Linked DNA regions of Mus musculus: all the other regions are linked to region 3. A link is a loop called in an ENCODE intact Hi-C map of the cell type or tissue named here. Cell type or tissue: gastrocnemius. All regions are shown on one strand.

The links. A loop is a pair of places that touch in the nucleus more often than their neighbours do. Peaks named below come from ENCODE experiments on the same cell type or tissue, not always from the same donor. Only the 100,000 strongest peaks of a DNase experiment are listed, where the experiment ranks them.
Region 1: a loop joins it to region 3, with 6 times the contacts of the local background. A loop is called at or near these places in 35 of 42 quality-filtered maps.
Region 2: it touches region 3 in a loop (4-fold over the local background); 14 of 42 quality-filtered maps call a loop at or near these places.

What each region holds. Positions count from the first base shown.
Region 1 is chr14:76,476,686-76,484,685 of GRCm38, reverse strand. The region is part of intron 1 of Tsc22d1 (TSC22 domain family, member 1); the gene reads right to left. Among named protein-coding and RNA genes, the nearest start is that of 4930444M15Rik, 40 kb to the left of the region's middle. In gastrocnemius, a CTCF peak has its summit at 4,750 (motif pointing left); no DNase peak of the experiment used is centred here; H3K4me3 peaks cover 375 bases; H3K27ac peaks cover 832 bases.
Region 2 is chr14:76,118,823-76,126,822 of GRCm38, reverse strand. Nufip1 (nuclear fragile X mental retardation protein interacting protein 1) reads right to left here. Exons shown (of 10, transcript NM_013745.5): 6 at 2,245-2,337; 7 at 492-685. Among named protein-coding and RNA genes, the nearest start is that of Nufip1, 12 kb to the right of the region's middle. In gastrocnemius, CTCF peaks have their summits at 4,741 (motif pointing left) and 7,605 (motif pointing right); a DNase peak (open chromatin) is centred at 4,722; H3K27ac peaks cover 1,479 bases.
Region 3 is chr14:77,008,506-77,016,505 of GRCm38, reverse strand. No RefSeq gene overlaps it. Among named protein-coding and RNA genes, the nearest start is that of Lacc1, 24 kb to the left of the region's middle. In gastrocnemius, a CTCF peak has its summit at 4,529 (motif pointing right); a DNase peak (open chromatin) is centred at 4,538.

The sequences.
Region 1 (8,000 bases), 530 kb after region 3:
CTTCTTCTCAGTAGTTCCGGAGCTTTCTCCAAAATGCATCACATTTTAGGTCACAATGAGACTACACACACACACACACACACACACACCACACACACACACACACACCACACCACACCACACCACACACACACACACCACACACACACACACACACACCACACACCACACACACATACATACCACACACACACACACACACCACACACACACACACACACACCACACACACCACACACACACACCACACACACACACCACACACACACACCACACACACACCACACACACACACACACACCACACACACACCCCCCCCACAGACACACACCACACACACAGACACACACCACACACAGACACACAACACACACACACACACACACACCCACACACACACACCACACACACACACACACACACTCCCCTGAAATGGTTCCTTGTCTCGAATCAGATCACAGTGGAACAAGACTTGGATTTAGCAGTAAGAGAAACCACAATAGCCACACAAATACTTGGAGATTGAACAATATTGTCTAGAACAGTCATTAAATCAAAAGGAAGATTTTGAGGTTCTAATAATCAAGTGAAAATGAAAGCATGACTTAGCTCTGGCTTGTAGCTGAGGCAGCTCCAAGATGAAAGGTCATAGTTCTAAGTACTTACATTAAAAAAAAAAAAAATCAGGTGGAGGGAGGGGTGGGGTGGGGTGGGGAGGGGTGGAGGCAGGGAGCTGGCAGGCAGGTGAAGGTACTTGCTGGCCAGGCAGGTGACCTGAATTTGTCCCCTAGAGCTGGCATGGTCTAAGGAGAAGGCAGAGGGCACTGCAGCAAGTTACCCTTTGACCTCTGTGTGTTCTGTGGCATGCGCACATAGACAGACACACATAAATAAATAAATAAATAAATAAATAAAATTAAAAAAATAACTGGAGAGGTCCCAAGTCAATAAATTAATGATGGACTTCCAGGTCTTAGAAAACAAGAAGAAGTCCAACCCCAAAGCTGTGGACAGAAAGAAAGAACGATGGAGCCAGAAGCCTGAAGAAATGCGAACACGTTGGTTCTTTGAGAAACATAAAATTAACAACCTTTTATCCTGACTAACCAAGGGAAAGAAAGACCTAAATGAATAGCTGAGATCAAATTCCAGTAAATTCAAATGGAATGCAAATGAGCACTAGTGTTTTGAAAATTATAACAAACAAACAAACAAATTTATGGAAGAAATGGAGATGCTGAAGTACAGAGCGCCGACCAAAAACTCAAGTCAGTGGGCACCAGCAAGCTGAGCAGATCCGCAACAAGCAATGATACTGAAAGAGCAACAGAAAGACAGTCCAGGCTTGGAGGCTCTCACTGCTTTTACCACTTTTAATAAACTGAGAGCTAACTGAGGGTCTGCAAACAATTCCATTAGGGCAAAGTCCCTTGACCTGAAGGGGGCCTGAGGACTTCACTACATTACAGGGAACTCTACCAAAGCCGCTTCTAGGAAGCCACTACTATTGTGCTATCAAAACCAGATAAGGATGGGGACACACATAGATGCTCGATTATGCGCTCAAGCAACCCCCCCACACACACACCACAGACAGACACACACACACACACCATACACACACCACACAGACACACATCAAGAATCCAGATGAACAATAGCACACACAAAATTTCAATAAGTACTTGCAAACCAATTTTCAGGAAACAGTAAGATCACAGCTACCATGACCACAGTGGCTTCCTTCTAGGGAATACAGAGATCAACAAAGGCAAATCAGTGAAGGACCACACTGGATGGCTTCCTCCACGGGAAGGAAAACACCTTGTCCTTGCTGGAGTAGAGATCTACTCTGCTTATGCCATTTGCCATTCCTGAATGTGACGCTTTTGCCAAAACCACCACCGGAGGACTGACAGAATGCCTTCCTTCTCCACCATCACAGCACGCTACACGGTATTGCTTCTGACCAGAGCAGTGCCACAGTGGCCCACCCGCCTTCCCATGCTCCCCACCCCCCTGAAGTAGCTGGCCTGACAGACAGATGGGATGAACTGCTGAAGACACAGTTACAATGCCACTCATTTAGGGGACAGCAGCTACAACCAACCAGTGTTGGCAAAGCTGTCAGAAGCATCTAGTGGGGAAACACAGAGCTTTTAATAGAAGATTCTGGAAGAAATAGGAAGAAATAGGATATCCACATGAAAAAGAATTAAACCAATCCCTAACTCCAGCCCCTTTCCCTCCCCCCGCCCCCATTCCTCATACTCATACACACACACACACACACACACACACACACACACATCAATTCAAAACTGATAAATGACTGTAACGTATGACTCGAAACTGACTCTGTTACACAAAACCACAGGGAACACAGCTCTAGATACGAGAATAGGCAAGGACTTTCTGGAGAGAATTTGGTTAGTACTGAAAGCAATCCAGTTTCCTCAGTACATGTATGAAATTAATTAAAAGATTTCTATACATCGAAGGATACAATCACAAAACTGGCTTCTGCTTAAGTGTTCTGTTCCTGACTCACCCCAAATAATAATAAATTCTACTTAACATTCTTTTCCTTAACCTCGCCTGGCAAGCCCTGCCACCACCCTGCCACAGCCTTATACAGCAAGGCTTCTAGATCAGCGTTACCCCGTGCTCTAGGGGGATGCAGGGGAACGCAGGCCTATGTATCCCTGCAGCCTGCTTTGCTGCAAGCCCTCGAGCGACTGTGGACACCTACAGGGCAGCCTTCCAGTCTGAAGCCTGGGACTCAGTCTGCACCCAGCTCAACTTCTTTATTAGACATTCAACAGCAATTCATTCTGACAAAATTCCTTCATTAAAAACAAGTGGATTTTAAGCTATATTAAAGATAACAAAAATTACTTAGGTGTGTAGGCTAACACATTGAGTCCTTATAATAAGATACTCGCAATGTTAGAAGTAAATGTCAGATTCCCTACTATCTCAGATGAGCTACATCGTTGGATAACGTGTTCTAAACACAGCTATATCCTGAACCTGATTCGTTTCACAGTGTAAAGTTAGCTTTACAAAATTCTGCCCTAGAGGCCCCAAGATTTTCAGCCAAGTCTAAAGTTAGTGTAAGGATAAGTTACAGGATTACAGTCTACTAAGGCAGTGGACCAATTACTCAAAAGCATATAATACCTAGCTAAAAGGAAAATGTTTACATTTTATAGTTATGAGATAAAGCTATCCATATATTTTAAGCACCTAGCCTCCGTATCTACACACCTGCCCACCACAAGGTTAAGAGTCCTGCTACTAGGGAAAGCTGGGAAGAGAGGCTCAAGTGTCCATGGTCCATGGTCAGGCAAAACGTAGCTCCTGCATAACGGCTGGTGGCTTCTCTATAGTGTGCGTGTAAGAGACAGTGCAGCCAGTGCAACACTGGGGGAAACACTCCCATGACTTGATAACTACTGCAGCCATGTGTAAAATCCACAGCAGAGCCAGTGTTGGGACATTACAGAGACCCAGAAAAGCAGAGGGCTGCCTTGAATCATCAGTACCTTAGCCACTGCTCTCTCAGCGCTCATGAAACCACAGATAGGATCTTAATCTTGGGCCAGTGAATTCTATGTATTACCTTTATTTTTTTAAAGAATTACTTATTTTATGTATGAGTACACTGTCACTGTCTTCAGACACAGCAGAAGAGGGCATCAGATCCCATTACAGATGGTTGTGAGCCACAATGTGGTTGCTGGGAATTGAACTCAGGACCTCTGGAAGAGCAGTCAGGGCTCTTAACCGCTGAGCCATCTCTCCAGCACCTATAAATTACATTAAGACTGGAAAAACATGCAAATAACTAATGGCAGGAACAACGTCAGTAGACAACTTGGCTACCGTACAGACTCACAAAACCACCACAGACCCGGAAGCAGGGAAGAGCGAAGCTTTGATGAACACTAATGTTCTGGTCCAGGAGACAGACGACTTACCCAATGCTGTGTCACCAGAACCACAAACTGCTTTGAACAGCCAAACTCAGTGTGAGCCACCCCCGTACTCCGTGTCATCTCCTCCAAACAAACTGTCTACACACGAGAGGCTCAAGGACTGCAGGAAAGACCCCTTAGCATACTTTAGATGAGACCTTACATCTACAGGACGCCTCTCCCAGCACCACGGTGTGTCACCTTGCCACAGTGGCCTGTGATAAATAAAACTCAAGACGTCACAGTGCCTTCCTCCCCTCAACCGATATGACAAAACCCCTGAGAGAAGGCAGGGCTGGCCTGCCACTGTGTGCTATTTAATTTTGCAGAAAGCAGCCATGTTCTATCACACTAGACTAGAGACCAGCACTTGGCATTATTAATAGGAAAACTAACGCAAATAAAGGAAAAAAAAAAAAAAAGCAAGATGGAATCAGGCAGCGTTTAACTGCCCAGGTGCATGCCCTTGCCAGGGCCTCTATCCCTTCCCTTCCACCCCTCACTGCTCCATCTTAGTCCTTAGTCTACGCAGTCACTGCTATCTAGAGGGTTTCCTGATAACAACCACACTACATTGTACCGTTTAAGACACCAGGAAAGCCTGGGATGAGGCTCAGAGAGCATTCCATCATAAAAGTTAAACTGTAAAGCTCTGCTATATAAAACAGTTAACATTTAACAGAAAAACTTTGATTTCTGCATAACCACGAGCTTGCTCTGCACGGAACCAAAGGGAACCTACAAACATACAAGCCTGCCACCTTGTGGAACACATGCAGAATTACAACCTCCGAGCTAAATGTACTAAAATATACTAGATATTAAAAAACAGTAATCAAGATAACATATCCATTCTAAAACATTAAATATTAGTGGAGAGGTCCACTAGCATTCATTCAACTGGTTGTTATTAATGTTTTATTTAGTGAAATCATTTGGAATCAAAACTAAAGTTTCTCTTTAGACATGAGCAGAATTGCTCCCGTAGATAGTGGAATAAACTTGGGGTCTCATCCCCTCTTAGTTACAATAGCCACCACCTATGCTTAATGAACACAACACGGCAACTCCACTGCCCACCAACAGCACCACTGGACCAATTTTACCCTATGAAGGAGAATTCCTATACAATCTTTACTATTTCATAATTAGACTGCAATGAGTCCAAACTCTCAGAAGAATCTACTCATTACTTCTTGATAACAAACTGCCACAAAAGAGCCTGGTCTAAAATAGCGAATAAAAGACAGAAAAAACCATTGACTTTTTCCGAGTACCTGCTGCAGTCATGGATTTTTCAGAAAGCAGTAGCCTTTGGGGAAACACAGCCTCCTTTGACGCTGAGGGTTAGCCGTGGCTCTTGTGAGAACATGGGCTGCCAGGTTACAGAAACTCCTTGTGAATGTGGCTCAGTGCGATCCACAGAGCTTCCGATGGCCCTGGGTCTGGTCCTTTCCGGGTTCCTATAACAGTCTGCGTGTCCACCTTGGGGAGGAAATAATCCTACGGCCTAAGGGACTGACAAACTCTTAGAACAGTGCTAATGTACTTCCTGCTTCCAAGGATTTAGTTATTAAACCTGGACAGGATGGACAAAAGCTACAGAGACAAAAATGGAGAATCTGTTCCAAACGTCTTTTTTTTCAGATAAGGATTCCATCTTTTGGCGAAGTGTTTTCCTTTGTTCTGTTTTGTTCTTCACAAACAACAAAACAAAACTTGTAGGCGAGAAGCAGGGAGATCATTACTTTTTTTTTCTGCTCTACAATTCCATCTGAAGGAAACTGGAAAACTGACTATCTCCAAATCTCCAGAGAAAGGCTTCTCTCTCCCGTTGTGAGCCAGCATTCCTCAGGATGAGTCAGCATTCCTCATGCTGAGTCAGAGTCTCCCCCCACCTTCCTGTCCGGCCCTTCAGCCCCTCAGCCCCTCAGCACCAATGGCATACAATGGTATATCTGTGTCTCTTTCCCTCTTACCCACACACACACAGCAAACATCTAAGCACCGGGTCTTAAGAACGAAAACATGAGGAGCCACAGTTACCCTCCGAGTATGGTATTAATAATTCAAAATGGTTTAAGCTCTGGTATCAAAGTTAAGAGCTAACTGTGCTATTCAACTCAATTTCTTTTCTCTCTTTCTCTTTCTCTTTCTCTTTCTCTTTCTCTCTCTCTCTCTCTCTCTCTCTCTCTCTCTCTCTCTCTCTCTCTCCCTCCCTCCCTCCCTCCCTCCCTCCCTCCCTCCCTCCCTTCCTTCCTTCCTTTCTTTCTTTCTAAAGTCTTACTCTGGGTGTGGTAGCACACACCTTTAGTCAAAGTGCTAGGGGTTTAGAGGCAGGTGGAGCTCTGTAATTTGAGGCCAGCCTGGTCTACATAGCAAGGAGAGCTAGACAGTGAGAGAGCCTGCCTTTAACAAAAAAAGGGGGGGAGGGGAGAAAGGGAGGGAGGGAGAGGAGGAGGAAAGAGGGAGGGAAGGTCTCACTGGATGGCACTTGCTGGTTGGGAACTCTATGGAGAACAAACTGTTCACATCTCCCTATCCCCCTGCCCCTGCTTCCAAGCTGCTGGACTTGCTCATGACCTTGTACCGTCACGCTAGGCTTTAGAAAGAATCTCATGTAATTTATCTGCCAACTGAAGCAAAAGACTCCTCTTGTCACCATCGCCATCCAGTCCTCCAAGTATTTTTAAAGTAGCTCTTAAGATTTCCTAACTAGGGCTGGCGAGATGGCTCAGTGGGTAAGAGCACTGACTGCTCTTCTGAAGATCCTGAGTTCAAATCTCAGCAACTACATGGTGGCTCACAACCACCCACAATAAGATCTGACACCCTCTTCTGGTGTGTCTGAAGACAGCTACAGTGTACTTATGTATAATAATAAATAATAAGTCTTTGGGCCATAGCAACCAGAGCAAGTGGGGTTGACCTAAAATTTCAATTCCCAACAGCCATATGAAGGATCACAACCATTTATACAGCTACAGTGTACTCATATATATGAAATTGTAATATCCAAAATAAATTCAAGACTACCCAGTACCTTCCCCCTTCAAAAGGACTTTCCAAACTGTACTAGCAGGCCAAGTACAGAGTCAGATAAAAAAGCTGGCTGACTAAACAAATATAGAAACATAGTTTTAACGGTCAAAATTACTAAGCTTCCAAAACAAGATTAACAATTCCTTTGTCCCGCCTCATACTAAAAACCTCAAGGACAGACAAAATGAGAGTCACCCTCCACAAACCAACCAGTATCTAAAAAGGTTATTGGCTACACCAATTAAAATAAGCCAGACTAAACTGGTGCCTATATCTGGCCCTTACAGAGTTATAAAAAGTGTGTCCTTTCTTTGTTCTGGGTCTCTCCTCCAGCCTGCGTGCTGAGAGGGGGTTCCCCAACCTGTTGGATAAGTAAATTCCTCATGCGTTTTGCAACGATGGCAATTTCTGTGGTCTTTGTGAGTGAGGGTCTTTTGATAAGCTACAACAAAATAAATAGATAATTAAAAAAAAAAAAGATTTCCTAACTAAGAAAAAGAAAACAAAATGGCTGAACTGGACTTAATGCCAACCTCCAAGAGGACAGCAGCCAACTGCCTCCCCAGGTAAAAACCAGTGTGTGGGGGAGTGGGGGTGGGGAGCCAGTTCATCCCTTACTAGAGCCACAGTTAGTACTCACAACGCTCTTATCTCTAGATCACAGTACAGGCTTCATGTATACAATGGTGGCCGTCCTCCAAGCCTGCCTTTGCCCCCGCTCCCCACACCAGGTCCAACTGACACTCCTGGGGGACCAACAAGTGCTTCAGATGAAAGTTCTCAAGTTCCATCTGACCCTCGAGGCAGTTTCTACTTAAAGGGGAAGCAGCCTAATTTATTTATGGTGACACACTATGACAGAAAGAGTAAAAAAATGCCATGATACATGGTAGAGGTATTTACCCCATTTCAAAGGGTTAAGGGGCACAGGAGATTGTCATGGGGCTTTCCGAGTTAACCGTTATGACCTCTGTTGAC
Region 2 (8,000 bases), 890 kb after region 3:
ATCTTTGTGCACGCCAAACAAGAGCTCCTCCACTGAACTACAGGAATAGCCAGAAAGGATCTGTCTAAACTCCTTTCCACATCTTCAGCTCCTATATTCACATTTTTCAGACAAACTCAGACCTTATCAGAGTACATGTACAGTACTAGTGCTGAACTAGGAGTCAGACCCCTTGGTTCACGTTCGGGCTCTGCAGCAGCTAACAGTGTGAGTAAAGTGAACTGCTTGGTCCTGAGGTCTTCTCTCAATGGAAATCAGAATACCACCTGCATAAAAGGCCCTTCCATGGGAAAGAGGTAACACACCCAAAGCACACGGAGCACGGCATACCTTACTCAGTAACTATTAGCTGTGCTTACTTTTTTATTTCCATTCCTCCTAATCTTATCCCTCTGTACTTAACCCAACACTCCACTCTGCCAAGACCCCTCCCCATCCAATCTCCCTCAATGCACACACTGCGTATTTATGTTATCTCCCATTCAGCTTACCAGAGTCGCTGTGGATCAAAGCACCTAGAGGGTCCACATTAGCCTTGGATGGAACTTCAGGCTTCGAATCTCTGGCATGATTTCCTAGTCCAACGACTGCTCTCTGCCTAGCCCCACCTCTTCTCCATTTATGATGTTTACCAGGACTTCTGATCTTTGCCATCTGTGAATGTCTGGACATGCCCTTCATTTTGCTGAAGTAAGAAAAAAATGGAGCAAAAGAAACATGGATGTTAAATTGACCACTTATTCCCTAAGACAGAAAGAGCCCAAATTAAAGAAAGGCCCAGACTTAAAGGTTCACACCCCACAACCTAAGTCTCATTCACTTCTAGCTACAAGTTTCCAAGTATTTCCTAAAATAGGGCTCTGTTGTGCCATCACTGGCAGATTTTCTTAGCGTGTGCCATTCTCAGATTGTATGTAAGCATGTCTTATAAAACACACCCATTCTTATTTCATTAAAAAATTACTTATTTTTAAGGGCTTCAAGGTTTGCAAAGCATTTATAAGTATGTCACCTTCAGCAGATCTTCTCTTTAAGAAACACTCAAGTAGGTCCTCTGAGTAAAAGGACAATGATGCCTGACAGCTCTGTATAACGAAGAACACCTAACAAGTAAGCAGCTAGGGTTAACAGCACTAGCCACCACGTCCTGAACTGTGTCTGACCTGTGTCACCACCAGCAGATGTGTCTGACACCATCCTGACCCCAAATACCAGTGACAAGTACTTCCTGATACAAGAAAAGTTAAGAAGTACATCCCTAATGTATACAAGCCACTCCACATCAATATGTATGCAACCAAATTTATAACTCCTGAAAATTAAGGACGGCAAGCCCTCTGAGGCTGGAGAGGCGGCTTGGTGGTTAAGAACACATCAGTCCCTTCCAGAACTGGAGTTCAGTTCCCAGGATCAACACTGGGTGGTTCACAATCGCCTTTAACTCTAATTCCTGAGATCTCACACCCCCTTATAGCCTCTATAGGCATTGTAATTATGCGCACAATTCAGAGCCCCCTCAATACACATAATTAGAAAAGAAAATTTAAAAACAAATACCTGAAGAGATATTTCGCCAAATGAATAAGTACATAAGATGCTGGATATTGTTAGTAACATTACCAAGCACTGAAAGACAGACAGACAGAAAGATCGTGTGTGCGTGTGTGCGCATGTGCGTGTGTGACAGAGAGAGAGAGGTAGAGACAGAGAGAGCGCTAGCATCAAGTAGTGCATATAGGATTTGTATATGTAAACAAGTAGTGCATATAGGATTTGTATATGTAAGGCCAGTAGAATAAAATGGAAAAATTCTGAACAAGAAAGTGAGAGTGGAAAAAAAAAAAAAAAAAGAAAGTGAGAGTGGAGGGAAAGGAGACCTCATGTTTTACTGACAGGAGAGCATGGCTGGCTGTATGACAGATCTACTTTTTATTAATAAGCAACTGGCTAACTGCTTGAATGACAACAGGTGATTGACTGAAACAATCCTGTGGGGCATCCTTGGTTACACTTCCTACAAACATCCAAATAAGAGTTTGCTTGTCTGAAGGAGCACAGGGCAGCATGGAGGGAAAGGACTGTTCCAACCCTACCACATGTACAAGGTAGCGTATTTAAGATACAGTCAGAATGGGAGCGGGGGTGGGGGGGTATGAAGAGGCTGGCGTGCTCCCTCTCTTCCTCTTAAGCACAAGCTTTTGAAGGAGCGCGGAGGACGCACATGGACAGCGTCCAGGAACTCACCCATACTGTGTGGTTGTCAACACTTCTCCTCTCTTTGCCTTTTCCAGTTGTAACTTTTTCTTCCTTTCAATATTGGCCAGAGTTGGGTAGTTTCTAGGGAAAAAAAAATGTAAAAACATCACAAACTTCCAATTGCTTCTAAAATTTAAGAGAGAAAATGCAGTTCATGTGTCAGTGTCTCAGCTGTCCACACAACTCTGCACCCAGGTAAGGAGCGTGTGCTAGAATTACAACTGCCTAACTCACGCAGCACGTGCGAACTGCTCTAACGTCTCTGCTTAGCATGCACCACACACAGAGAAAGTACCTGCCTAGCCAATTACTCTTGCAGAGATACACCATGCACACACAAAGTCACCAACATAAGAGACATTCTCAAACAACAGTCTACTAAGGAGGACAGAAAAAGCCTAAGCATAGCTGCACCCAGGAGAATACACTTTTCTTTGGGTGGGGTGAATTATTTCAAAATGAAATCCACAAAGAAATGCACATGAAAGCAACTGGTCTGAAACAGTGCCAACAGAGAGCACTCGGTGGAAAGGTTTGGAGTTTGTTCTCAGTAAGCTAAGTAATACAAACAACTCAAGATCACAGAAAGAGTGGCCACTACCACCAGGGAATTATTTTATATAAAACATAAATTGCCTACAGGGAACTGAGTTGCCAAAGGAGGCTCAACCTACAATGTTGTACTCAATCCAACAGGTGATAGCAAACCACAGAAAAGTTCTAAAGAGCTAGGGAGATGGCTTAGTGGTTGAGAGCACTGACTGTTATTCAAAGGGCCCAGGTTCAATTCCTAGCACCCACCTAGTAGCTTACAACATCTGTAACTCCATTTTCAGGGAACCCAACATCCTCTTCTGACCTCCCTGGGCAACAGGTACACACATGGTGCAGAGACATACATGCAGGCAAAACATTCATACACACGAAATAAACCACTTTGTTGGACAAAGTAGCACACACCTTTAATCCCATCACTCAGGAGGCAGAGGCAGACAGATCTCTGATTTTGAGGTCAGCTTGGTCTACATAGTGAGTTCCAAGACAGCCAGAGCTATAGAGAGAAACCCTGTCTAAAAAAAAAAAAAAAAAAGAGAAAGAAAGAAAGAAAGAAAGAAAGAAAAAAGGGGAGAGAGAGAATGAATGAATGAGAATCCTAGGCAATGCACACCACTGATTCCATTTCTTAGCACAAGATGTATGGAGATGCCAGCCCTAAAATCTGGCAATGAAACAAATCTTCATAGTATAGGAAACATGAAGGAGTGAAACACAGCCCTCACCACTCAGGCTGATGATCATCAGAAACACCAACTAAAGTTCTGCCACTTCTTCCATCTATCACTGGACTGGGGACATAGCTCAGAGGGAGAATGCTTAGCATGCACATGCCCTTGGTCTGACCGTCACTAGCACTAAACTAACATACACACCCGCATTATCAGCTCGTGGAGCACAGACAGTGACAACTATTGTCAGTTATCCCGTAGTCTGGAGACAAGACTGGAAATGGCTTTGGGGAGTGGAGAGAGAATGGGGAAAGGCAGTGAATTTCAGTAAGGACAGTGCAAAGCATGTACCCAGCTATAAATAGTGGCCGTCCATAAAGAAGAGATGATGACTGCACGGGCTATGAATAAGCACAACAGGCAAAGAGCAAGGTCGTACAAGATGAGAACCTGACAACAACAGATACTCGTGAAAAGCAAGCATGACCTAAGGTTTCACAAAGTGGACTCTTGGCACTTGGATGAGCGTGACCTCTTCCCCGACATTCAGGGCAATGCTGAGGAAAAATAAAATTTGGAGTGGCTCAGTAGAAACTCCAAGCTGATGAGGAGGGGGGAAAGTAAAGCCTTCGTAGGAAGACAGGCACTGTGGCAGTGGAGCCGACCTTAGCACTGTGGCAGTGGAGCTGGCCTTAGTAGAGCTACTTTGTGGGCTCTTTGTATTTTTTAAAGAAACCAAAATCTCTGCCATGCCCTGCATGCCCGCCTGTAAAAGATGAGAGAAATGCTTAGAGAACAGCCTTCAGGGAGAATGGGTGACAGCTGTTCCCCATCTGTAGACAGGATGTAGAGAAGCCAGACACCACAGGCCCTGTGGTGGCTCAGCACCAAGTTCAGGGCTACTCAATGCCCTCCATGCAAAGGGGGCAGTTCAGCGTCCTACTGATGTCTTTACAGGATGGAGTCCACTAGTGGGTGAAACTGCTACTCTGCACAGTAAGCCAATGCTTTCCTTGCACTCAAACTGCTGCTACTCTTACTGTTTCTCCTAGGCCTATCCCAGACAGAGCACAGCTCCTCTCTCTCTCTTTATTAAAAACCGCTCGAACACAAGCTTATGCCACTGTAGTTTAATTTCAAAGTCTTTCTGAACGTCAGAAACATACACCCATTAATAAGAGGTAGACAGGGAACTCAGCCTGAGCTGGGAACAGCAGACAGGGGCAACGATGGGAAGAGAAAAGCTCCACCTAGTGGACATTGCCTGGGAGACAGGCTCTCCTACTTTGTAAGCACAGTGGGCCCTCCAACTTTGGTTAGTCTGAAAGATAACATAAAGATGTAACTTTTTTTCCTGGCTTTAAATCCATAGTCCAGGGTCTCTTTCACTTTTCTAGCAGAATGGCTACACAGATGTTAGCACTCTATTGTGCCAAAACACACACTGGCTTCCTCCAGAAGAGCACCTTTCACTAGAACAGTAACCTTCAAATTAAAAAGCATTTTGTTGTACCAATGTGGAATTCACTCATTTTAGGGTACACTCTTCAAAATCTGAGACTGATGCAATGTAAAATACATACTTGCAATGGAAATGTCTGAATATAACACAATATGATGTTATATGGATATATACAATGAAAGTTTAAAGATAAAATAAATTGGGGCTGAACAGATAGCAAGGCCGTTACTGGTTGCTCTTCCAGAAGACCCAGGTTTAATTCCTCATGGCTCACAACCACTGTAACTCCAGCTCCAGGGGACCCAGCATCCTCATCTGGCCTCCTTGGACACTAGGGATGCAAGTGGTAACAACAAGCACATAGGCAAACACCCAGTCACACATAAAACAAATCTAAGAATCTTTCAGTTCTTTAAAAATACACATTGAAAAATAAAGATAAAATAAGCGGAGAATAGATAGCTAGAAATAAAATTTAATATTTTTAAACTGCTTAATATTAGAGTACATGTCTTATAAATCTATCAAATGAACCAAAATAAAGAAAATATTTCCCATGTCTTTTTTTTTCCTGCCAACCTACCCCATTTCTCCCTTTCTAAAATGCCTTGCTTTCTATATTTTACAGGCAGAGCAGCACAAGGTCAGACACTCCACCCCAGCCTCCTGAACACCAGGACTACCGACACACATCCCACACCTAGTTCCCTATCCTGCTAATGAGTATGTACTAACGCTCCTGAATACCTGAAGGGGCAAGACCCAAGAAGTAAGATGTGAAAGAACCTCAGATGAATTAAAAGGTGCACAGAACACTTAACATCGCAGGTACAATAAATGTCACCCCAACCGCCACTCCCGTGTCCTCTCTGGCACCCCTCATGCTCTCAAGTCCCTAGTTCCACTTCATCACTCAGTATCTTGCACCCATTCATCTCCCAGCACTTCTGACGATGGTCACTGAATACCTGCAATCTACACTGAAAGTTCTACGTGAGAGAAGTCATGGAAAGCATGGAAAATTTTGTCCCAGCCCTCCTTTATTCTAGAGAGTAGGGGCTGCCCATGAATTTCACTCATAGTTCTGAAACACAACCAATTTAAAACTGTGTCACCACGCACAGTAACACACAGCTGCATATTCTCCCTTTTGGCAATTCTGTTTGGGGGACATTCCAAGTTCACGCCCACTAACACAGTCTACTTCTAGATAATGAGGTCTGCATGGAAATCTACTTAAAGCTGACGCACACCTATTGCTTTCCTAATGAGAAGCTGAAAACTAGGCTCTGTTTCCTTTGTTGTCTAGAGTGTGGGAGTAATATGAGAACAGATGTGAACCTTCTGTCAGGCAAAATCAGAACAGGCAGTGAAGAGCAGTGCAGTCTCCCCAGCGCCAGCAGCAGCAACAGTACCTTGAGCTTGTTTTTTCCTAGGAAGGATGGGCCGCTTTCAAGTAAGACGTGGACGCAAGGCTCCTGGAGGACACAGTTAACTGATGCAGACCTTCAGGCACTCTTCCTCTGAATGCTTCCCTAGGTCAACCAGCAACGCTAGAGTCCAAACCTCTCCCCAACCAAGTTTGGCAGTTTCCTTTGAAGTGAAGTATATAATCTCTGCATGACCACCCAACACCACTTCTGGGTACTTATCCAATACAAACATAAGCCTATATTCAAAGCACAAACGCACACACAAATGTTTATGGAAGCTTTAGCAATGCCAAAATACTCTCACCGCCTCTCAAGTGGGAGATGAAGAAACCACTGTCATTGATAGAGCGATACAATGGGACAGAAAAATACTCTGAAATGAGAATGAACTAGTACTACACCCAACATGCATGACTTCTGAACCTCAGAAGTCTACATGCTGCATGGTGCCACATACATGATTTGACAGTACAGAACCACAATTGCTAAGTGGTCGGGGAAGGCATGATTTAACTGGGCGAGGCAGGATGTAACACTCTCTATGGCTACTTGTGATAGTGTCCATATAACGGTGTTTAAAAAGTTACTTGCTATGTGTATTATACCCTAGGTGTGGAGTGGAGGGTGGGTAGCTCACTTTTCACAGCAAGCCCTCCCAAACAAATCTACTTTCCAAAGCCTCCTCTTGCCTAATGAAAGAACTGTTTGGCTAAGCAGTATTATCCCCACGTGTTACTGTTAGTGTTTCAATAGCATGTAGCTTTCTAGGCACCTCATATATTTGTTCACTATTTCCCATTAGAGTGAAAGTCTCTGGCTTTGGGAATCTTAGCTATAAACAGCAAAATGTTTAACTTCTCAATTACAAAATGCCTGCTTATGAGAAGACTCAGCTGATAACAGTACCTGTGGCTGGGTCTCATGACCTGAGCTCAATTCCTGCAACACACTCGGTGGAAAAACAAAATCAACTTCTAAGTTGTCCTTTGACCTGGATTCATACACTTGCCTTGGCATGCACATACCCACGTACATACACATATATAGACACAGATGTACAATAAGTTAAAAATCTTTACCTCTAACCTTCAAGATAAATATTACCAAGAAACTAGTAAAAGACACGGTTTCCATTAACAAATGGTCTAAGATTTCCTGTTAGCACTTGACAATCACCTCTTCCACCAGAGACTGTTTTTCCTTGAGTCACTTGCTGTATGGTCCACAAGGGGGCAAAGTTCACCTTCACAGAGAGAAAAGCCACTTAAGAATGCAGGCTTTTAAATTGATTGTCTAGTGATAACAATCTGTTATTAAAAACCACAGCAGTGAGTCAACTGGATGGCTCAGAGGATAAAAGCAATTGCCACCACGACTGACAACCTGAATTCCACCCCAGGAATATACACACACACGCCTTTAATCAGAGACAGGCAGATCTCCGAGTAGGAGGCTAGCCTAGTCTACAGAGTGAGTTCCAGGACAACCAAGGATATAGAGAGAAACCTTATCTCAAAAGACCAAAATAAATAAATAGATAGATAATTTCAAGCCCCATTTACATACATCACATACACCACTTCTACCTATGGCACTGGGTGACATAAACAGCCACGTAAAAGA
Region 3 (8,000 bases):
AATAGTTGGTGTGTTCATCAGTGAACTAGTGAATATGAGTTCCATCAGTGTAAAGACCATGTCTAATTCATTTTCATACTTTCAGTACCTAGGAAAGATTGTATAATATATATAATCATGTAAGACCCAAGGAAGGAAGGAAGATGAGAAAGAGATCCTTTAATGATATAAAAAAGGTCTAGAATCACATAGCTAATGAATTATTTTAGAGTATATCTTTTGTTAACTGTAACGTATCTATTCATTATTTACTTGAATTTATTGACATAATCATCACATGTTAAAGTCACTCCAAAGAAAAGAATATATTATGAACCTATTTTTTTAAGTATTCGGCTCTGTTTACTCATAACCTCTCTTGCAGCTTGAATAGCAACATAAACTTTAAAGTACTGCTTTAAAATATATGCCTTTACAGAAATCATGTGTGTTAGAAACAAATATTTATTTTATAGACTAATCCCTTCCAGTTCTACAGGAATTTTTAGTATCATAGTATACTCTGTTATCAGAACTTACTTATTTATATGATTTTAATAAAAATATCAACTATTGAATCAACTATTTATGACAGTGGCCCAACACAGAAGATTAAACATACAGAACTTTCCCATAAAAATTCTGACTTTTCTCTTGGTATTTGATAGTAAAGAATAAGAGAATTTTAAAAATTGAACGCTAGTTTTAGAGCAGTTCTTGACTGTTACTGCACAACAGAGTAACCTGGCAAATGTAATAAACCCTGATATCTAAGCCACCCTCTAGGCCAAATAAAGAATAACCTGGGACAGGAAAAGCAACAATAGGGTTTTTTTAAAGCTTTCTGGAAGATTCCAATGTGTAATAAATTTTAGATGAGATTGTACATTTTAAGGGACGTTTGATATCCTTTGGGTGTATATATCCTAAGAGTGTTATAGTTAGATATTATGTTTGTTCTACTGTTAGGATTTTTGGAAATCCACCCTTGATTTTCATAGCAGATGCATAAGTTTGCATTCTACCAGTGGCATTAAAGACAATTTTAGCTTGGCTGAGCCCCTTAATTTCACAAGAAACTGTTGTCGCTACAAAATTCTAATGTCCCAATTCCAGGAATTGGACTGAGGGTCACTGGGCTTATGTGCCGAGTACCTTTACCGGTTAAGGCGTCTAGCCCTCCCTAGTTAAATGTTCAAGTTATAAGCTTTCGTTCCCTTTAGCACCTGGGAAGGTGGGAAGAGACCAGTGATTTTCTTTAAAAACATTCTCACAACTCTTTTCATGCTAGGCCTTGATCTCTTTAGATAAAGAATGTTGATGGGAAGGGGATAGATACCTCTTAGAAAGAAGTTTAAGGTAAAGTTCTTCTGTGGAGATTGAAGCCGTTGCTTTTAGTTTGGAGCCCTCAGGAGGAACCACATTGTAGGAGAAAAAGTCCCCGTGTCATGGTCTGTTGTATAACTTCACAGCTTTCTGATGTCTTCATGATGAAACAAAGATTACTTTTTTTCTTTTTCTTTTTTTTTCTTTTTCTTTTTTTTTTTTTCTTTTTTTTGTTTTTGTTTTTGTTTTTTTTTGGTTTTTCAAGACAGGGTTTCTCTGTATAGCTCTGGCTGTCCTGGAACTCACTCTGTAAACCAGGCTGGCCTCGAACTTAGAAATCCGCCTGCCTCTGCCTCCCGAGTGCTGGGATTAAAGGCGTGCGCCACCACGCCCGGCTCGAAACAAAGATTTCTATGTAGAGACCACCCTGATTTATCACTCTTTTTACTTCATATTTTGTGATATATATGTGTGTGTGTGTATATGTATGTATGTATATGTATACATACACACATATATGTATGTATTTATGTGTATATATACATACACATATATGTATGTATTTATGTATATATGAATATATATATATATATATATATATATATATATATATATATATATTCATAGCCTTTTGGGAGTGCATCAATTTGCAGTGTGTGAAGAAAACTTGGACCTAATAATGTTCAACCATTTATTGCAGATCTTCCTCATCTGAAGGCTTCTATGGTTATTTCTTTCCTCCTTACCTTGCATTTCCCTTCCAAATCTGAGGGCTGAAAGGATTATTGGAACATGTGGTCCCAGATCCACAGATTTAAAATCTCATTGACCTTTTTCTTTTGTCAAGTCTTGACCTTCCCAGCCCCGCTTTCCTCTGCCCATGCTAACACGATGCTTCTATTTATCCTTGACAGGGTTGGCATCTAAATTCCACGATCAGCATGTTTAGTGATAGGAACCTATCATGGCACATGCACACGCACACCTTAAGTTATTTGACTGAGTGGTTTGCTGTAAGAGTTTATAGGTCACAGTTTCAGGGCTCCAACTATAAACCAAACAGACTAAAAATACAGCAAAAGAAAGAGTAGTAATAACACTTCAAATCTCTGAAAATGTGAGTGGGTGTGGCCTACTCACCCCCAGAACATGGATGGGTGGGGCCAAATCACCAAGAGGAGCAGGACTCAGGATGAAGATAGCTATATTGTAAGAATCACCGAAATCACAAAACAAAGTGATGGAGAGATGACTCAGCACTTAAGAGCACTGACTGCTCTTCCAGAGAACCAGGGTTTCCCAGTATCCACATGGTGACTACTAACCACCTATCTCTCCCATTCCAGGGGAACTGATGCTTCCTCCTGACCTCCAAAAGTACTGCATGCATGTGCACACAGACATACATGCAGGCAAGACACCCATACACATAAAATAAAATTAATCTTAAAATTTTAAATAAAACGAATCTGTAGTTTATAGAAAATAATAATAATGAGAAAATAGCAACACCCATGGATTCAGCAGAAGGAACACAAATTAAATACCTTTATTAATAAATGGAAAAAATTAAATCAAATATTCGACTCAAAAGATTATAAAATGGAAATATTTTAACCTTAAAAAGGAAACATGGAGTAAATGACTGGATTGATATATAAAGTAGAAGATTGGACCTGTGTTTCGTAGGAGATGAGCTATCCAGAAAATTTTTTAGGATAAAAAGAGAGAACTGCTTGGACAGACACACACAGACACACAGACAGACACACACACACACACACACACACACACACACACAGACAGAACAGGACATGGACAGAGAGATCTCTTAGACTCGCAAGCAAGCAGAGTTTAGACAGAGAAATCTCCAGAGAGCAAGCAGAACAGAGAGAGACGCAGGCTGGAAAGGCTGTAACAAGCAGAACACAGGTCATCAGCTTGGATCTACGATTTGACTTCGAGTCATTCCTTTCACTGCTCCCAGAAACCCCTTCTCCACACTGAGGCTGGTCCTTGGCAGATACATTAGGGACTTTGGGCAGAGAACCATCTTGTTTGCCGTTTATTACAAGAACACTGGATTCCATAGACCAGCATTCTCAACTAGGACACAAATGGACTGTGGAATGGATATATATATATATATATATATATATATATATATATATATATATATGTATGTATATATTTGTGGTTTTCAATGGTGCCTCCCTAGGACTTGGGGGACAAAGGGAACAATGTAATGTTCATGCAGCTGCTAACAGTGAACAATGGAGTCTTCTGTCTCTATCCCAAGCATCTCTTGCTTTCTACCAATATCCATAAAGTAGTGACAGGCTAATGTGTTAACCTGTAGGTAGTGCGAGATCGAGGCATCCGAGGCATGGTGAGGGAGAAGCACAGTATGGCATGGCTTTCCCTAGCTAGAGGTGTTCCAAGAGGATAGGTAAACCTCACTGCATAACAGCCGTGAGACAACCTCTTAGCATTCCTGTGGACGTTCAGTGTTGTTCAAATCACACACATTCCATTATTTGATTTTAGAGAGCACAGTAGATAGGTTTCAGCTTCCCTAGAGAATTCTAGAAGGTTCTTGGATGGTTACTTCAAACGAAGAATACTGCTGTACCTGAGTTGAACAGCTAGGGATTTCCTATATTAACCTGGCTTCGGCACATATTAAAATGACCTGACTTCTATCCAAGGGAAATTCAAGGTATTATGTCAAGAATCTAATAAATACATCTTTACTATCATGTCAGAGCTAATAGCACCTCTCTAATTGAGTCTCTCTAATGTTTGCCTCGGAAGCTTGGCTTTTTGTTTGTTTATTTGTTTGAATTGTCTTTTTTTTTTCTGTTTTTTTTTTTTTTTGACTTGTGGTAAATAACGTGCCCTTGGTTTGTCTTCCTAGACATTCGCAGTCATGAGTTTCATTTGTATTAAAGAGATTTTATTATTTACTGAGGTGGTAAGCACAGATCTCACATATTTTTCTCTCACTGCTTGAAAGGCCCTGCTCAGGCCACTTTAAAAATAAATATATTAAAATTTACCCTAGCATTGCGAATGAGTGATGTCATCCAGAGTGTTACTAGGGATGGCAGACAGTCTTCTCTGAACACAAAGCTTGACAAGAAGCCTCACAGTGAGAGCCTCAGCCTGAAGCATTCCTGTCAGAACCTCACACTGCCTTTGTTTTCGCCTTGGCCGTTCTTTGTGCACTGTGCATATTCAGCCACTGGGTGGCAGTATGTGCTTAAGAATATTTAATGTTTGCCACCTTGTTTTGACAGAATTTAAGAAGTCAGGTTTTTGTTTGTTTGTTTGTTTGTTTGTTTTTGTTTGTTTGTTTTGTTTTTTGCTTTTCAATCTTGCAAAATGACCATTGTATTGAATATAAGAAATACAAGTATTTTCTGAATGCAACAGCCTACTCATAAAGTGCCTGAAAATACTTCTTTTAAAAATATATTTAATTTGAGTTTTACAGTTTCCGAGGATTGAATTCATGACCACCATGGTGGGAGACCATGAGGCAGAGAGAACTAACAGGGAATGGGGTGGGCATTGGCACACTTCCTTCAACAAGAACACATATCCTAATCCCTCCCAAACAGTTCCACCTCCTGGGGACCAAACGTCTGAATGTACATGCCTATGGAAGTCACTCTTGTTCAAATCTCCACAGTTAAAATGTATGGTGATGCTCTGCTTGGCTTTTCTCAAAGATGTTGGAACCCAGCTAACTTTGTAGGCCTCCTCTCTAAGAAGCTTCTATTGCAGAATTGGGAGTCTGTAAATTCTATCAGAACACCACACACCTTCTCCAACTCATGGGAGTGGTTTTCTGACACCAGGTCCTAGTACTGACAGGAGACACACACACACACACACACAAACACCCATCCCTAACTCAGACGTGATGTTCACTGATGACCAATCGCAAATGGAAAATCAGTTCTTGCTAATGAATCACAGTGGAATCACCCATAAGGCCAGCCACCATGCCCAGCTGTAGCTGGCCAACACAAAACAAAGGAATTGGCATTGTTGGGGGTTCTTTGTCTCAGAAGGTTTTAACAAGGCTGGGGCATTGTTTGTTTTATTACCTTGTAGGTCCTTTGCATAACATCAGAGCTTCCTGTTTTCTGTGTGCATAAACATGTGTGTCTCTGCATCTACATGTGTATCTCACGCTCTCTCTTCGGCTCTTTTCTTCTGTTTGTGTCTTTGTTTTGTCCTGTATCTGCTTTTGTATATACATATATACAATTTTGTGTGTATATATATATATATGTATATATATATATATGCGTGTGTGTGTATACATATATATGTGTGCGTGCGCGTGTGCACACACACACACACACACACACACAGAATGCATTCGGTTTGCCTATCTGGCCTCTGGTTCTTGGCCACTCAAGCAGTGTTAGGGATGGGCTCCATTGCATAGGCTTTAAGTTAAATCAGACGAGCTTTCTGCCACAATTGCACCGGTATATCTTGCAGGAGAATCAACATTGTAGATCACAGACTTGGTAGCTGGATTTGGATTTATCTTTCTCCTTTCATGGCATGCAGGGTAGCCTCCAGTACCATGAACACTAGTCTCTAAAGCTGAGAGCTCTGGGCAGGCTCCAGTGCAACTTCTTTGTGCTTGATAAGCCTTGTAGGTGTTGTCTTCAGCCCTGGTGCTCTTACCTCTCTGTCTGTTGCCTGATGATGGATTTTTCTCCTTCCACGATGTTCCCCAAACGTCAAAATACAGCCACAGTGATATCAGGAGCTAAGCCATTAGTCTAGCACCACAACTTTCTGATATTTTCTGTCTTACCCTAGGCATGATACATGGATACGTGCAGATGTTGAATGTCCATGCACTTAAATTAATTCTATCCCCAAAGCAGAATGAGACCAATTAATTTGTTCTGAATATAATTTCTCTTCAGTTAAGACAATGCTTCCCGACCTTCCTCATGCTTCAACCCTTTAATACAGTTCTCCATGTTATGGTGACCTCCCCATCATAAAATTATTTCATTGCTACTTCATACCTGTAACTTTGCTACTGCTATAAATCATAATATAAATATCTGATATGCAGGATATCTGATATACAATTTCCAAAGGGCTTACAACCCATAGTCTGAGAACAGCTTAACTCAAAACACTATAAACATGGAATTATCAAAGTGCATATTTTTCTCTTTTGGTTGTTTGTGGATTTTTCCTATGTTTTACTTAATAAAAATAATATTTACTCTTAAATCATGTTTTATCTTTCTCACTTCTCAAGTGAATGTTTCTTGTTTCTCCTGTATGGTTTGCTATCTAATTTCCCAAGAGTCATTTAATAATATTTTGGTGTTTCTTTGATTCACCACATGGCACTGGTTATTGCTGATTATAATGGGAGATCTGGCTCATTTTCTTAAAACATTATTCAGAATAGCTTTCACTTTTACCGAAAATTGCAAAGATAATAGAACGAGTCATATTAACCCCACTCCTAGTGTCTCTGAACATCTTACATTAGTTTGATTTACTTCTTGAAATTAATGAACTGGTGTTAATACACTATTATCAAATAAAATCCATACTTCAGTAAAATTAAATTTCTTTTCACCTAATGTCTTTTTTTTTGATGACCTAATATTTCAGCCTTTTCTTTGGGGACCCCATCTAGGATCCCCCACTGCATCTAATCAGAACTCCTTGTGTTGATCTTAGCTGTAACAGTTTTATGATTCCAGGATGTTGCGTGATCACCGCAGCATTGAGCTGTGTTAGTCAGGTATTTTGTTGAGTATCTCTCAATTTGGCTTCATCAACTCTTCCTCCATGGTTTAATGTACAATGCACTGAGTTGTGCTCAATCTCAGCGAGGGGTGTGGAATCCGCACAAATCGTGTGAAACCCTATCTGGGACGTTTACTATTTATCTCATCATTTATAGAACATGGTCTTTTGAGTAGGTATTGTTGGGTTATAGACATATTGGTTTATTTTTGTGGCCCCAAAGAGCCATTTGGAGCTTCTGTAGACGGATTCCCACGCATCTTTGATATAATCCCATCCTTATTCCTTTTGAACTACAGAGCTATAAATCACTTTATTTACTAGGATTACCTGATACTTTTTAATGCATCACCATGATTCAATTTTTAAAAACGTTGAGTGTCTATTGAAAGCAGGGCCTTGGATTAGAAATATTTTTTAAATCTCTTATGGTGTCTCTTCAGATTTAAGAACAGGTGTGTCCTTTTCAGTGGAGAATCGTTTCAGTGACACCGAGGCCCACACAGTTTACTCCAGCATGACCCAACTTGGGCGCTTTATTTACCTGGCTGTGTTCATAACCAGAGAATCTGCATGCAAATCTTAAGGACCCCTTCATTTTCTTCATGTCTAAGTATGCATAACAAAAGTCCAGAACTTTGGGAGTTGGGGGGGGGGGTGCCAGCCCTGGGTCCAGCCCCAATACTACTTAGTTTCATGACTGTAGTGACAAAATAACACAAATTACTTTTTTTTTTATGATACCTTGTAGATACTGGGTGCTGATTTTAGAAAATGCACATCATTGAGGATGTAGGTGTCTCATGGTGCCCTTAAACTGAACACAGAGATTTGACCCTCTTGGTTTGCATGATGTCATGGGGCGTGGGGGGTGGGGGAGCGTTGTG